Linked DNA regions of Homo sapiens: region 1 is linked to region 2. A link is a contact called in ENCODE Hi-C or POLR2A ChIA-PET data. All regions are on one chromosome and are shown on one strand. The core of a region is the stretch at or near the end of the contact, and the rest is flanking DNA. Distances in the headings are between cores, read along the strand shown. Region 1 overlaps HECW2 (HECT, C2 and WW domain containing E3 ubiquitin protein ligase 2). Region 2 overlaps HECW2 (HECT, C2 and WW domain containing E3 ubiquitin protein ligase 2).

What was found. Hi-C counts contacts between places; a loop is a spot of excess contacts on that map. ChIA-PET counts read pairs that join two places held with the same protein, here RNA polymerase II (POLR2A). Pooled maps may share reads with other maps.
Region 1: a loop to region 2 is called in a pooled map, with 5 times the contacts of the local background. The contact joins two enhancer-like sites. A Hi-C loop is called at or near these places in 10 of 168 maps with a recorded cell type or tissue (GM12878, K562, Right ventricle myocardium inferior and 6 more), 21 of 37 single-sample maps with no recorded cell type and 15 of 50 pooled maps. POLR2A ChIA-PET finds 5 or more read pairs at or near these places in 5 of 52 experiments (GM10248, GM12878, IMR-90 and 2 more).

The regions. Positions count from the first base shown.
Region 1 is chr2:196,409,575-196,416,228 of GRCh38, reverse strand. The region is part of intron 2 of HECW2 (HECT, C2 and WW domain containing E3 ubiquitin protein ligase 2); the gene reads left to right. Among named protein-coding and RNA genes, the nearest start is that of HECW2-AS1, 150 kb to the right of the region's middle. RefSeq lists an enhancer at 2,100-2,149. Within about 2 kb of position 2,353, at least 4 of the 41 ENCODE cell types and tissues checked have a DNase peak (open chromatin) inside an H3K27ac peak, as active enhancers do; they include GM12878, where a contact is called at or near this core.
Region 2 is chr2:196,376,071-196,383,015 of GRCh38, reverse strand. The region is part of intron 2 of HECW2 (HECT, C2 and WW domain containing E3 ubiquitin protein ligase 2); the gene reads left to right. Among named protein-coding and RNA genes, the nearest start is that of HECW2-AS1, 120 kb to the right of the region's middle. RefSeq lists enhancers at 2,482-2,621, 5,336-5,575. Within about 2 kb of position 2,794, at least 2 of the 41 ENCODE cell types and tissues checked have a DNase peak (open chromatin) inside an H3K27ac peak, as active enhancers do; they include GM12878, where a contact is called at or near this core.

The DNA of each region.
Region 1 (6,654 bases), core at 1,104-3,603, 34 kb before region 2:
TTGTATATAGTACAAACATTTCTTTGCCACAAAATTTAAAACTTATTCATCTTTCTCTAAACTGTAACTGATGTAATTTATTGTTTTCTAAAGGTCAGTGTGACCAATGCAAGTGTCTATAAGCTAAAATATTTCAGCATAATTTCTTTAATATCTCTAGTAAGAAAAGCTATCTCTATTAAGAGAAAGATACGAAGAAATAAAATTCAAATAGAAAATTCTTATTTTTATGAGAAATTACAACTAGAACCCCTCTATCCCTACTATGTAGTAAAACCATGCACTTGGAAATCAACAATAACTCTTAAAAGTCATATTACTAAACCTTTTGTTAATCTTCAACTCCCAACACCCTTTGATACTGTTTTTTGCCCCTTCTTTTTGAGACTTTTTTCTTCATTGGCTGTGACACTGTCCTGGATCTCCCAGTTTTCTGGCCAATCCTTTCATTTTTACAGAAACTTGTTTCTTTCCTTATTCTAAATATTCTTCAGGCTTTGTTGTGGATGTCCTTCCTTTTAAGAGGCCAGTTTAAGCAGAAAGCTTCATCTCCAACCAAAGGTGCCTGGAGCCATCTCTTACTGGCTCCTGGGAGCCCATTCTGCATGTCATGCACGAAAGCTCAGCTCCGCATTCAGCGCGTGCACATTGGTAGCAGGAAGTCAGCTGTGATGAGAGCATTTACACCACAGGAAGCAGCAAACACTACACATCAGGGCTTTCCCACCCTCAGAGAGCCAGTGTCCCAGCATACCCCTATTGAATCCCAACCTCTGTCTAAAGCTCCCAGGATCATTTCTCTCCAAATATGCTACTCACTTTCAAACTCAGTTTGTTCAAAACGAACAGACTGACAAGCAAAACCAGTTCTTGATTCCCCTGTTTTTGTTGGTAGAAATGCCATTTTTTCAATCTCATAGGCTTGGAAACCTTGTACAAGATTTTGACTCCTACTACACTTTTAACATGCACATCCAGTCTCCTACCGAGGAATATAAGTACCCTGCTTCTTTTCAGTGTATGTATATGTTTTTGACAAAGATAACAGGTTCACCAGAACATAGACAGTGGCCCCAGAGAAATCCCCTATGAAATCAACAACTCCTCTCTCACCTGGTAGCCAGGTAAGGGTCATGAGAATGATTCTGGACCACCTTCTTCCCATGTCCTGCTTGGACAGTGAGGCATCTCACTTTGGACTTTGGGTATGGCTGTCACCTTTCACTTCAGGGCCTCAGCAGGGGTACTTCCCTCTACCTTAAGTCAGATGAGAGAGGCATGAAGGGAACTGCTCTAAGAGCTTCATGAGTGCTGTCTGCAGTGGACTGATATCCGACCCACACCTGAAGACTCCCAAGGTGAGAGGCTGTGGCTGGAACTCAGAGTGAGAGGGGCTGTGCTGACAATAACCTGCACGGTTTGAGTTGTTGGGGCAAGAACACATGATTCTTGTGGACCAGGTGTGGGGGATCCGCCCACAACAAAGCTGGTGTTGGGGCACTGTTACTCCTGCTGGAAAGGAGTCCCCAGGGGCTGATGTTACCCAGGGGCCTCAGAGGCCAGATGGAAGACCCTGGCAGAAAGAGGCAGTGTGTGGTCCTGAAGCCTAGTGTCTAGGGCTAGTGACCACCTCAGGGGAATTTGCAAGTGCAAGTCTCCAGAAATGGGTCCTCTCTCTAGGACTCAGGAAGGCCCCTTTGAGGGAAAGAGAGACACTCCACACTCACAGAATGTTCGCACCAGATCATGGCGATACCAGCTCAATCAGCCCTTCCCTGCCTCCTAAGCACATTTTATCTTTGAAGTTAGAAGGGGAGAAGATCCTAACACATACTGAGATTTGTTTGGCTTTATTTTTCAAGTTGGAAATGGAGATGTTACAGGAATGGAGGACAGGTAGGGTTTCAGTCTCAGATTCAGAGGTGAAATTGAGCTGACTCTGGCTGAGTAAAGTGGGATACAAAACAGTGCTGTTGGGGGAAATGTTGCCTTTCTCTGGTCTGTTGCTTCTGAGTCAAGCTAACTGACAGCTGTGCTCAAGTCCCCTGGAGAGAACCACTTTTGAAGAAATATTCACGTGGCGTGAGGCTCTGAACTATTTATGGAAAAGCAAAGCATTTCACTCAAAAGCAGCAAAGAAGAGAAAATCAGGGGACTGTCTTCTCAGTGCTTTTTGATGACTGTGTTGGTGGGGTACAGCTGAGTGCAGAGGTGAGCTGCAGAGTAGTGATCACCAGCAACACACAACGAAGGCAGAACCTGCCTCAGTCCTTGAGGCTTGAAGCACGGGGTGATGGAAATGAGGTCATCTGTCACTAAGAACAGCTTCCGCGTTCCTATAGAGACCAGCACCAGCCAACAGGCTAAGAGAAGTGCAGGCTGGTGTGGGTGGGCAGTGTAACTGTAGGAAACCTCAGAGAATACAGGGAGAGCTCCAGATTAGAGAGTGGAAAAGAGCAGAAGTAAGGGTTCAAGTTTTTCATCTGCTGTCCATTTTATCCATGATAATATTTTTATAGTGCTTTTATATTGAGAGAGCTCTTCTAATAATATTATCTCATATAATTTTTTTTGAGACAGGGTCGGCTGGGCATAGTGGCTTACACCTGTAATCCCAGCACTTTGGGAGGCCAAGGCGGGTGTATCAGCTGAGGTCAGGAGTTTGAGACCAGCCTGGCCAACATTTGAAACCCTGTCTGTACTAGAAATACAAAAATTAGCCGGGCATGGTGGTGCGTGCCTGTAATCCCAGCTACTTGGGAGGCTGAGGCGGGAGAATTGCTTGAACCTGGGAGGCGGAGGTTGCAGTGAACCAAGATTGAACCACAGCACTCCAGCCTGAGCAATGGAGTGAGACTCAATCTCAAAAAAAAAAAGACAGGGTCTTGCTCTGTCACCCAGGCTGGAGTGCAGTGGCACAATCATAGCTCACTGTTACCTCACGCTCCTGTGCTCAAGCGATCCTCCCACGCCAGCTTCCTGAGTGGCTGGGACTGCAGGCAGTACACCACCATGCCTGGCTAATTTTTTAATTTTTTTGTAGTGACAGGGTCTCTCTATGTTGCCCAGGCTAGTCTTGGACTCCTGGCCTCAAGTGATCCTCCAGCCTGGGCCTCCCAAACTGCTGAGAGTACAGGAGAGAGCTATCATGCCCAGCTCTATTTCATGTTATTTCATATTTCATATAATTCTTAGGGCAGCTCTCCACCTGATTAACTGTGCCACCTGATGGTGGGAACCAGAGGAGGAAGTTAACAGGTTAAGTTGCTTACCCATGACAGATGATGGTGACAGAATTTGGACCAAAGTTGTCTAATAATTTCCTAATTCAGAGGGCTCCTTCCAGCCTTTAGGGCTATGTTGAACTGGGGTAAAAGGATTTCATATGATTCATGGGCAGTATTTTAAAATTTAATTGTAATGTGTTTAGTTTTAAATTTACTTTCTATTTTTGGCAGGGATACTGGTTTTCCATTAATGGACTGAGGTAAACTCACTTAAGTAAAAAGAGCAAAGATGAAAAAGCATCAAGTAAATAGTAGCATCAAGATGTGGCAGTAATTGTGAAGGGGACTGTGAACATGAAATTTCAAAGCCACTGCTCTAAAGGCTTCCTGGCCAAAACAAAGAGTTTATCATTTGATTACATTCCCTAAAGGGTGTTCTGAATGTGTCCTGTGACTAAATCCTGACCTCAAAATGGGATGATAAACTCTTTGTGAATAAGGACTGTGCCTTCTATAATCCAGATGCTGTGTCCTGGCACCCCCCAAATTCATATGTTGAAGTCGTAACCCCAGTACCTCAGAATGTGGTCTTATTTGGAGACAGCGTCTTTACAGAGGTAAGCAAGTTAAATGATGTCATTAGGGTGGGCCTTAATTCAATATGACTGTTGCCCTATGGAAAGGGGAAGCAGCATGTGACATGAAGACGGTCACCTGCACACCAAGGAAAGAGGCTTAGAACAGATTTTCCTACACTGGTCGCAAAAGAAAACAACCTGGTCAACATCTTGATTTTGGACTTCTAGCCTCCAGAACTTTAACATTCTGTTGTTTAAGCTAACCAGTTTGTGGTAATTTATCACGGCAGCCCTAGCAAACTAATACAATAGGTTTGTGCATAAATACTGGGAACATAAATAATGAACCTTAAACTGAATAACAAGATCTTCCCGTGTAATTTTTATTCATTTATTTATTTATTTTTATTTTTTAAGACAGAGTCTTGCTCTGTCACCCAGGCTGCAGTGCACTGGTGCAATTTTGGCTCACTGCAACCTCTGCCTCCTGGGCTCAACTGATTCTCCTGCTTCAGCCTCCCAAGTAGCTGGGACTACAGGTGTGCGCCACTACACCAGCTAGTTTTTGTAGTTTTTGTAGAGATGGGGTTTCCCCATGTTGGCCAGGCTGGTCTGAAACTCTTGACCTCAAGTTATCTGCCCACCTCGGCCTCCCAAAGTGCTAGGATTACAGGCGTGAGCCACCGCATCCAGGCTTCCCATGTAATTTTGATCCAAGTCACTCCAAGTTTCTAATTAAAAATGCCTCCTCTTGAGCTTTAAGGCCTTGTTGGCCAGCTCTTCTCTCTCTTTGCATTTCAACAATGCTTCCCACTGCCCCAGTACTGCTATCTCCTGAGCTTGGGCATTTCCTGGTGTGTCTCCTTTTACAGAAGTACAGTGCCCTAGATGTCTGGACTTTGCCACTTGATTCATGTGGAGAGCCATCCTCCTTTGCACAAGACCTTTGTATTGAAACAGGATTGCTTTTTTTAAACCTTAAATGCCTTGCGAGTTTTTTGTTTGTTTGTTTAATTCCTCTGAGCAGAAAATAATTGTTACCTTTAGAAGTGATAGCACCCACTAAAAAGGAAGAGCACTGCACCCTGGAACCTGGCCCTTAATTAAAAGATGCTGCTAGTCCAGGCATGGTGGCTCATGCCTGTAATCCCAACACTTTGGGAGATGGAGGTGGGAGGATTGCTTTAGGCCAGGAGTTCGAAACCAGCCTGTGCAAAATAGGGAGACCTTGTCTGTACAAAACTAAAAATAAAAAAAATTAGCCATATATGGTAGTGTGTACCTGTAGTCCCAGCTACTCAGGAAACTGAGGCAGGAGGATCACTTGAGCCTGAGAGGTCAAGGCTGTAATGAACTATGGTCACACCATTGCACTTCAGCCTCAGCAACAGAGTGAGACCCTGCCTCAAAACAAAACAAAACAAAAAGCTCCTGTCTCTAGCTGAGCCATTGCATTGCCTGGAATGGCATTATGATCTCAGAATCTGCATGTATCTTCTCGGTGGGCTGTTGTTATCACTGCTGTCTGTATGCTATGTTGTTACGTTTGTGGATGTGCTAGCCTTCTACTGTGCTCTGTGGACTTCTTGACTTTACAGACTGACCATGTCTGAATCATATTTGGATCAAGTTCAATAAAAATGTGTTGAATAATGAACATTTTAAAAGGAGAACTGAAGTTCAGTGTCCTGTTGGCTGTATTTCTGTTTGATATACAATTGAATTTTGTGACATGGTTCACTGGAAGTATCCCTTTAGTCTTTAGATTTAAAATCTTGTTGATTTGGGGAAAGCTGTTAGTCCTGGACTGAATTTCCAAGACTTCATGGATCCTATATTCCTAGGGAGCTTTAAGAATTGTTTTCAATGGCTTAAGTACTGATCTGATCGGACATAACAGACTGACCTAAAAAACTCCCCCCTTTTTGTTTTAGTCTCTAAAGATTTATTTTTATGAATTAGATTAGATACATATGATCATTTTCTAGAATTCATTCTAAGTTTAAACTGCTTTGTCTATTTTTAAGTTCTGCTCTCTCTGACTGAATTTTTAGAAATCTGGCTCCAACACACTTACAAATAGATCCTGCTAGATATTGTTCTTGTCATCACTTTTAGGATTATGTCAAAATGTACCATTGCTATTTACTTGATCCCAAAATATGTTACATGCATTTTTCTTTCAAAGCGCATGACCATGGAACAAAGATCATATTTACAAATCTTTGCATCCCTAAGTGAGAACACTTGGCAGAGCAGAAGCAACATTTCCATTTTTTTTCAGGATGAAACCTTGCACAATAACACTGCCATCCTACATGATAGGATAAATCTGTGCTGGCTTGTCATGAGCACTTATTTTGAGGAGTCCTCTGTTGCTCTGGGAGAAACATTTAACTAAATGTTATTCATTGCCCATATACCAATCTCAGGTCAATGAACCCCCAAACTCTACCAAACCAGGGAATTGACTTTAGCAAATCTTTTTATGATTCTTGTGCCAGGTTTTGTGGGTAATACGCAGTCTCTCCCTTCAAGGGATTTACTGTATAAGGGATTCAGGATGGTGGCTCAGGATCAAGACTGGAACTCTGGTGTTAGGATATGTGCTTTTTAAAAATCTTCTGGTAGCATGGCACTTTTCATTCCTGCCCTCATACCTAGAGGGCTTCTTATGGAACCTCACAACTGCAACAAGATAGAAGTAGCATGCACTTGACAAATAATGGCCAGAAATGCTCTGAGAGCCTCTAGCCTAAGTCTAAATGTAACGCTTGAGTCAGCTGGAGGCTGTCTGAAACTTTCTTTCATGCAACTAAAAAATTAAGAGTCCTGAGAACTTTAGAACT
Region 2 (6,945 bases), core at 1,545-4,044:
TCCTCTTACTGCAATTCATCCCCCATACTGCCACCAGAGCCACCTGTCTTATGAAAAATATAGTTTTGTCCCTGATCATGAAAGTTAAGCTTAGTGAAAAACATTTAAAATACAGAAAATAGAATAAAATGAAAGCTACTTGTGGTCCTGCTACCATTTGCAATATCATTTTTACTAGTATTGAGGCTGGTTACATTTCTAAAGGTCAGGGTTATCATGGAGCTACCCTGGTTTAGAACATTCATGTAAAGCAAGTGCCATTTCCGTTGGAAATGCAGTTGCTGTAGATGCTTTTTAAAGCCAGGTTATTTATAAATAATGAAGACAAAGTAGGGCACGTATTGCTACAAGACAGAGAATACAATCCGCTATTATATTGTACAGACTCTCATTCTATCCTTTTTCATGTTATATACCTATTCAGAAATTCTTTCTGGGGTTTACTTAGGGCTTCATCAACTAGAGATTTACAAAATCTGAATACATCTCTAGTTTCTAATTTTTTAAAAAACTGTAAGATAATGTTATTACATGTTTTTTTTTTGCCCTATGTGAATAACCAGAGGCCTTTTTTCGATTAAGTAATATAGTCATTTGGCCCAAAAAACTTTCTAAATGCAAAGAAGTAGTTTGACAGGTTTCCTTTCAACCTCTCATGCATTTCCAAATTTTTCCCTTTTTTTCTCACAGGTAACAATGCTCATTAGTTTCAGGTTTATTCTTTCAAAGTTTTTATACATATATGGATGGATATATATTCCACACATGTATATATATATATATATACACACACACACACATACTATATGTATATACACACACACATATACATACATGTATATCAATAAGCAAATACAACTATGTAGAAATTTTCACCTCTTTTAATATAAAAAATAGCAAAATATATGCACTATTCTACACTTTGTTTCACTTATATATTGTTCAGATTTTTCCAGGTCAGAACATAGAAAGAGTCCCATTCTTATATATGTGCACACTTTTATTGTTGAGATGTAACATAATTTATTAACTGGTATATTTGATGGGTTAAGTAGTGGACATTTAAATTGTCTCCAGTTTTCTCTATTACAAACAAATAGTGCTGTAATGAATAATCATACATATATGTATATATTTAAATCACATTAGTGTTTTGTCTTGCTTAATATTACGTTTAATTTTATTTCAGTTTAAACTAGTTAAAGACTAATGTCAGCTGTGTCCTGCAGTAGATTTCTGCAGGAAATCTGGCAGTTTAGGAAAGCTGTCTTCTTTATATCACACTAGACTTCTAGTCATGGTCCACAGAGAACCTTATCATGGGGATGTTGCCTTACTAATGACCCTTATAACCTCAGCTGGGTCTGATTTCTGGGAAACTCTTGCCCTCCTGGTAGGAGGCAAATGTCTGCTTCCTGACTTCCCAGAACTTTTCGTCTACTTTTATTTATTATAATATAAGGAACATTTTCTGGCTATTAATAGACTGGAACCTGCTTCTTTATAATCCTGACGCTATGAGAAACCAGTGACCTGCTTGAAAATTTCACTGTTGGTTGATTTTGGGTAGAATTTTATATGGACATTGATTTTACTTTATTTTTCTATACTGATTTACAACTTATTAACAGCTAAGGCACCAAAGCATTATGAAATGAAGATAAAACCTTCATAGAAGCTACTATCATAGTCCACATGGTTAGTAGGACATGCTGAATTTAATCATTTTTCTAGTAGGAGGGATGACTTTGTGCTGAACTGATCCTTAGACTCAGTGACGTGAGAACCATGTGGGGTGATTGGTGAGGTTCATGGTCACAGAACAGTGTCTTAAGGGACTTTAGACTTTCTAAAGAGCATCATGCTTTAAGCAACTGTGCTTATTGTAAATGGCAGCTGAGAAGCCGGGTAGGGTTTTCCTACGGGGCTTAGGTCAGGGGTTTTCTTACCCCAATCTAATCTTCAAGGGATGATTGTGAGGAGAAGCACTTCGGGAATGGTAGAGTGAGAACCCCCACCACCACATTCTGCTCCCCAAAAAAGCAATGAAAACACTGGAGAAAATTGCAAAAGTCAACTTTTTTAGAACTCTGGAAATCAGCCAAAAGCTTTCAAGTACATGAGGAGCATTTATTCAAGAAACAGGTTGAACTCAGCACAGTAGGCTTTGGCTGTGTAACATTTTATTATGACTTGCCTTTTATCATTCCTGTCTCCCCAGCTCTGCAATAACTGAAAACCAGAAGCTCTGCAACCATGGTAGTCATGAAAACAAACACACCTTACGAGCCACTAACGGCAGCAGAATGGGTTTGGAGCTTCCCCAAAAACCTCATCCCTGTTAGAGAATTGTCACTACCTGACATGTCTGGCAGCTCTCTGGAAAAGCCCCATTTGCAGGACTTTCGTTAACCTGGCTCATAGCTTCTTTGGTGCAAACAACCCTATCACCAGAACACTTTTCAAAAACAACCAATGACAGTTGTTTAACACTGCACTTACCTGAGGTGGCAATACCACTTGGGGCACATAAGGGACTAACAGAAAAAAACGGAAAAGGACAATATAGAGAAAGAGATGTGCATAGCAGGCTTTGAAAAGCTCAAATATATTCCTGGGAATTGGGAAAGCCAAATGCATACAAAGGGCTGTGTGCATACCCAGGAGAGACCTTATTTTCTTCTGTGCCTGACCTTCAGGCTCTGTGCAAGCAGGAAGTAAAAGTTAAGGCAGAGCTATAAACTGCTTAGAGTACTGAAGGAGTGTTCCATCAAACACACACAGCCCATCAGCAAAGGCTGGGGGACTTACTGATTGAGTGCATTTAAGCAAATCTTTGTGCATTTGTTATCCAACCACTGAGTGAACTGAGCAGGGACTTAAATAGCCACACAGGACAACTGCTTCACCCCTATGAACTTCTAATAGGGATATTTTCTTAAATAAGCAAAATGTCTTTATTATGCTTAATATTATACACAAGAATTATCTAATATTAAAATTTCACTGTTTCTCAAAAATAATTGATTTAAGCAAAATCCAGTTAACAATTTATTTATTATGTCACCTTTAATGTAGAGCAGTACCTTCTCCCCTCATCCTTTTTTTTTTTTTTTTGCTGGAGAATAGCATACATGCAGAGAAGTAAAATCATCATAAATTTATGGCTCTTGCATCTTCTCAGTAACACTCTTCCTTAAAGGTAACCATTGTCCTGACTTCAAACACCATAGGCTAATTATGTCTCTTTTATTGTTTTATTGAGGAATTGCACATATTTAGGAAAGTCCTTAAGGTGCCATAATCTTTTTGTTTTTTTTTTTTTTTTTTTGAGACGGAGTATTGCTCTGTCGCCCAGGCTGGAGTGCAGTGGTGTGATCTCAGCTCACTGCAAGCTCTGCCTCCCGGGTTCATGCCATCCTCCTGCCTCAGCCTCCTGAGTAGCTGGGACTACAGGCGCCCGCCACCACGCCTGGCTAATTTTTTGTATTTTTAGTAGAGACGGGGTTTCACCATGTTAGCCAGGATGGTTTCGATCTCCTGACCTCGTGATCCACCCGCCTCGACCTCCCAAAGTGCTGGGATTACAGGCATGAGCCACCACGCCCAGCCAAGTTGCCATAATCTTAAGTGTACTGTGTAATGAACATTTACGTATGTGTAGACCTGTATAACTGCCACCCAGATCAGGACATAGAGTATTCTCAGCACCTCAAAAGTCCTTCTCATACTCCCAATCACAGCCTCCTTAAGGCTTGATTGTAGGTTAGTTTTGCCTGTTTTTGAACTGTAAATAAAAATAGACTTATTTAGAGTGCATTAGTTTTATCTGACTCTTTTCACTATCATTTTTTCCTTTCATTTTTCACAGTGCCAGTGACAACTGTATCTGTTGTCCTTGAGAATGTCTCACATTCAGGATTTGTTTTTTTTTTTGCTCACTGGTATTGTCTTTTAACTTGTTCCACTGACTCCCTTATTTCTTATAAATTGGAGGTTAACCAAAAGGGTCTTGAATATCATCAAGTTAATGTTTTTCCCCAAGGATGCTTCTTTGGTGGTGCTGTGTACTTCATGTTGCATTCCATCAAAAGTTACACAAGAGTCTGACTGCCCCATTCTTCGTGATGCTAAGATTGATTAGTGGGTTCAAGTTGTGGCAGCGTAATGTCTTCGTTAGAATGTTTCTCATTGATTTTTTTGTCTAATGTTTTCAAATATATTATTTTCTTATGCATTGAAAAATTATGAATTTTGTAATTATCTTATTTCTTCTGTACTTATTTCCTGGAATTCTTATGTAAAAAGCACTTCTCCTCATGGCTTGTTAGTACCTTTGAAATACTGTTCATTCTGGAAAAGCAAAATGATGCTTAATTCTTTAATTTTCAATGACAGTTTTCAGAATATGTGGGCATTGGTGCCCTAGTTATTGTCAATTGTGACTAATGAGTTTTACTTTTATTTTATTTAGGGGCTACATATATTTTAATATTGCTATGAACTCGTGTTTAAACATTTTATTTTCATGTGTTCTAATGAATTGCAGGGTTTTGAAAATATTCTAATTGGGCCAATGGGGAAAGCTATACAAGAAGGTGTTTTAAGAGTAGTTTTATATTTTATCCCTGGTATCTCCACTCTGAACACTTATTCTCTCTGTAGGTAACCATTTGTGGTGGCTTCTTCTTTATCATTTCCGTGTTTCTTTTCATAAATAAAAGCACATTGTATGAAATTGTGTGTGTATGGGGGTGGTGGTGCAGTATATATGCTATTTCAGCCCTAGGCAATGGGAATTAAAGTGATTTAGCCAAGATGACAAAAAGATGACATGGTAGGGCCTGAATTTAAACTTAGGAATCTGACTTCTGAGCTTGGGTTTTTAACCACTCTGCTCTACTTATGGCAGTCCCATTGACTCCCAACCCAAGGAAAGGCCAAAGAGGAGACAGTTGTGATTTTGCTACTCTTAGAGTAATACGTGCAAAACTAATCTGAACACAGATTTAACAGTGGAACTTGTTTTTAAAATAATTGCAGAAATGCTTTGTGAGACTGCATCTGAGTAAACTTGTGCCAAGAAAATATATACTTCTTGATTTTCTTTCCTTTTTTTCTCTTTTGTATTTTGCTTGTTTGTTTGGTTCACATTTTCTAATTTGGCTTAGCAGTATTGACTTAATCTGCTGGTAAGAAACAGTGAGAAAAACTTATTTTAAGTGCTTTCAGATGTTGCAATTGTTATTGCATGAGAAATTTGTAAAATGGAAACTTTGCTTCATTCATGCATTAACTATGCTGAGGATATTTCAGGAAAATCTGCATGATATGGTTTGGCTATGTTCCCACCCAAATCTCATCTTGAACTGTGGCTCCCACAGTTCCCACGTATTGTGGGAGGAACCCAGTGGGAGGTAAGTGAATCGTGGAGGTGGGTCTTTCCCATGCTGTTCTCATGATAGTGAATAAGTCTCATGAGATCTGATGGTTTTATAAAGGGGAGTTCCCCTGCACAAGCCCTCTCTTGCCTGCTACCATGTAAGACGTCCCTTGCTCTTCCACCATGATTGTGGGGCCTCCCTAGCTATGTGGAACTGTGAGTCAGTTAAACCTCTTTCCTTTACTAATTACCCAGTTTCGGGTATGTCTTTATGAGCAGCGTGAGAACAGACTAATACACTGCATCAGGACAATTTTTAGTACCTTATATCAAGAATACAATTGTTGCAAGTAGATAACTTTAAAACTGACAAAAAAATCAAAATGACCATAATATAATTTGCCTCTTAGGTTGTGTTTGAGACTCTCTCTTCGGGATTCTCAGAATTTACTCATTATTTTATCACTGAAAGTTTAAGCTACTTTTCCGTGGCACTAACTAGCGGATAGCTTTGGCCAACCTGGTTTCTCTTTGATTTAGGAATTAATGTTATTAAAATTTCCTTGGCATGTTTATGAAATTTGAGTATGATCAAACAATAATTTTTATAGAGTTTGTAACTCTATGTTTTTTCCCCCAAGGAATGAAAAACGATCTTAATTAATTCATTCATTTATTTTTATGTATTGATTTTTTTTTTGAGATGGAGTTTTGCTCTTGTTGCCTAGGCTGGAGTGCAGTGGTGTGATCTTGGCTCACTGCAACCTCCACCTCCCGGGTTCGAGATTCTCCTATCTCAGCCTCTTGAGTAGCTGGGATTACAGGTGCATGCCACCACACCTGGCTAATTTTTGTATTTTTAGTAGAGACGGGGTTTCATCGTATTGGTCAGGCTGGTCTCGAACTCCTGACCTCAGGTTGATCCGCCTGCTTCAGCCTCCCAAAGTGCTGGGACTACAGGCGTGAGCCACCATGCCCGGCCCTTTTTTTTTTTTTTATGACAGAGTCTTGCTCTGTTGCCCAGGCTGGAGTGCAGTGGTGTGACGTGATGTTGGCTCACTGCAATGGCCGCCTCCCTGGTTCAAGCAATTGCTACCTGCCTCAGCCTCCTGAGTAGCTGGGATTACAGGTGCGCACCACTGCACCCAGCTAATTTTTGTATTTTTAGTAGAGATGGGGTTTCGTCATGTTGGCCAGGCTGGTCTCAAACTCCTGACGTTGTGATTCATCTGCCTCGGCCTCCCAAAGTGCTGGGATTACAGGCATGAGCCACTGTGCCCAGCCGAAAATCTATTTTAATTTATGTTTTGTTGTTGGATTCTTGTTTTTTACTTCTCAGTATGATGAGATTATTTTTGATGTGGCTTTTTGTCTATTATATTCTTAGTATCTCTTCAAATTGTTGTTTAAATAGTTGCTCTTAAATATACAAATTTGGAGACCAATAAGTTATGAAGTACTTCACACTTCTGGTTTGGGGCAAAGTTTGAGGGTAATAAAAGCTAAGATTCAGAATGTGTTATTATTCTTTTAATCAAAAATATGTATTGTGCCCTTCCCAC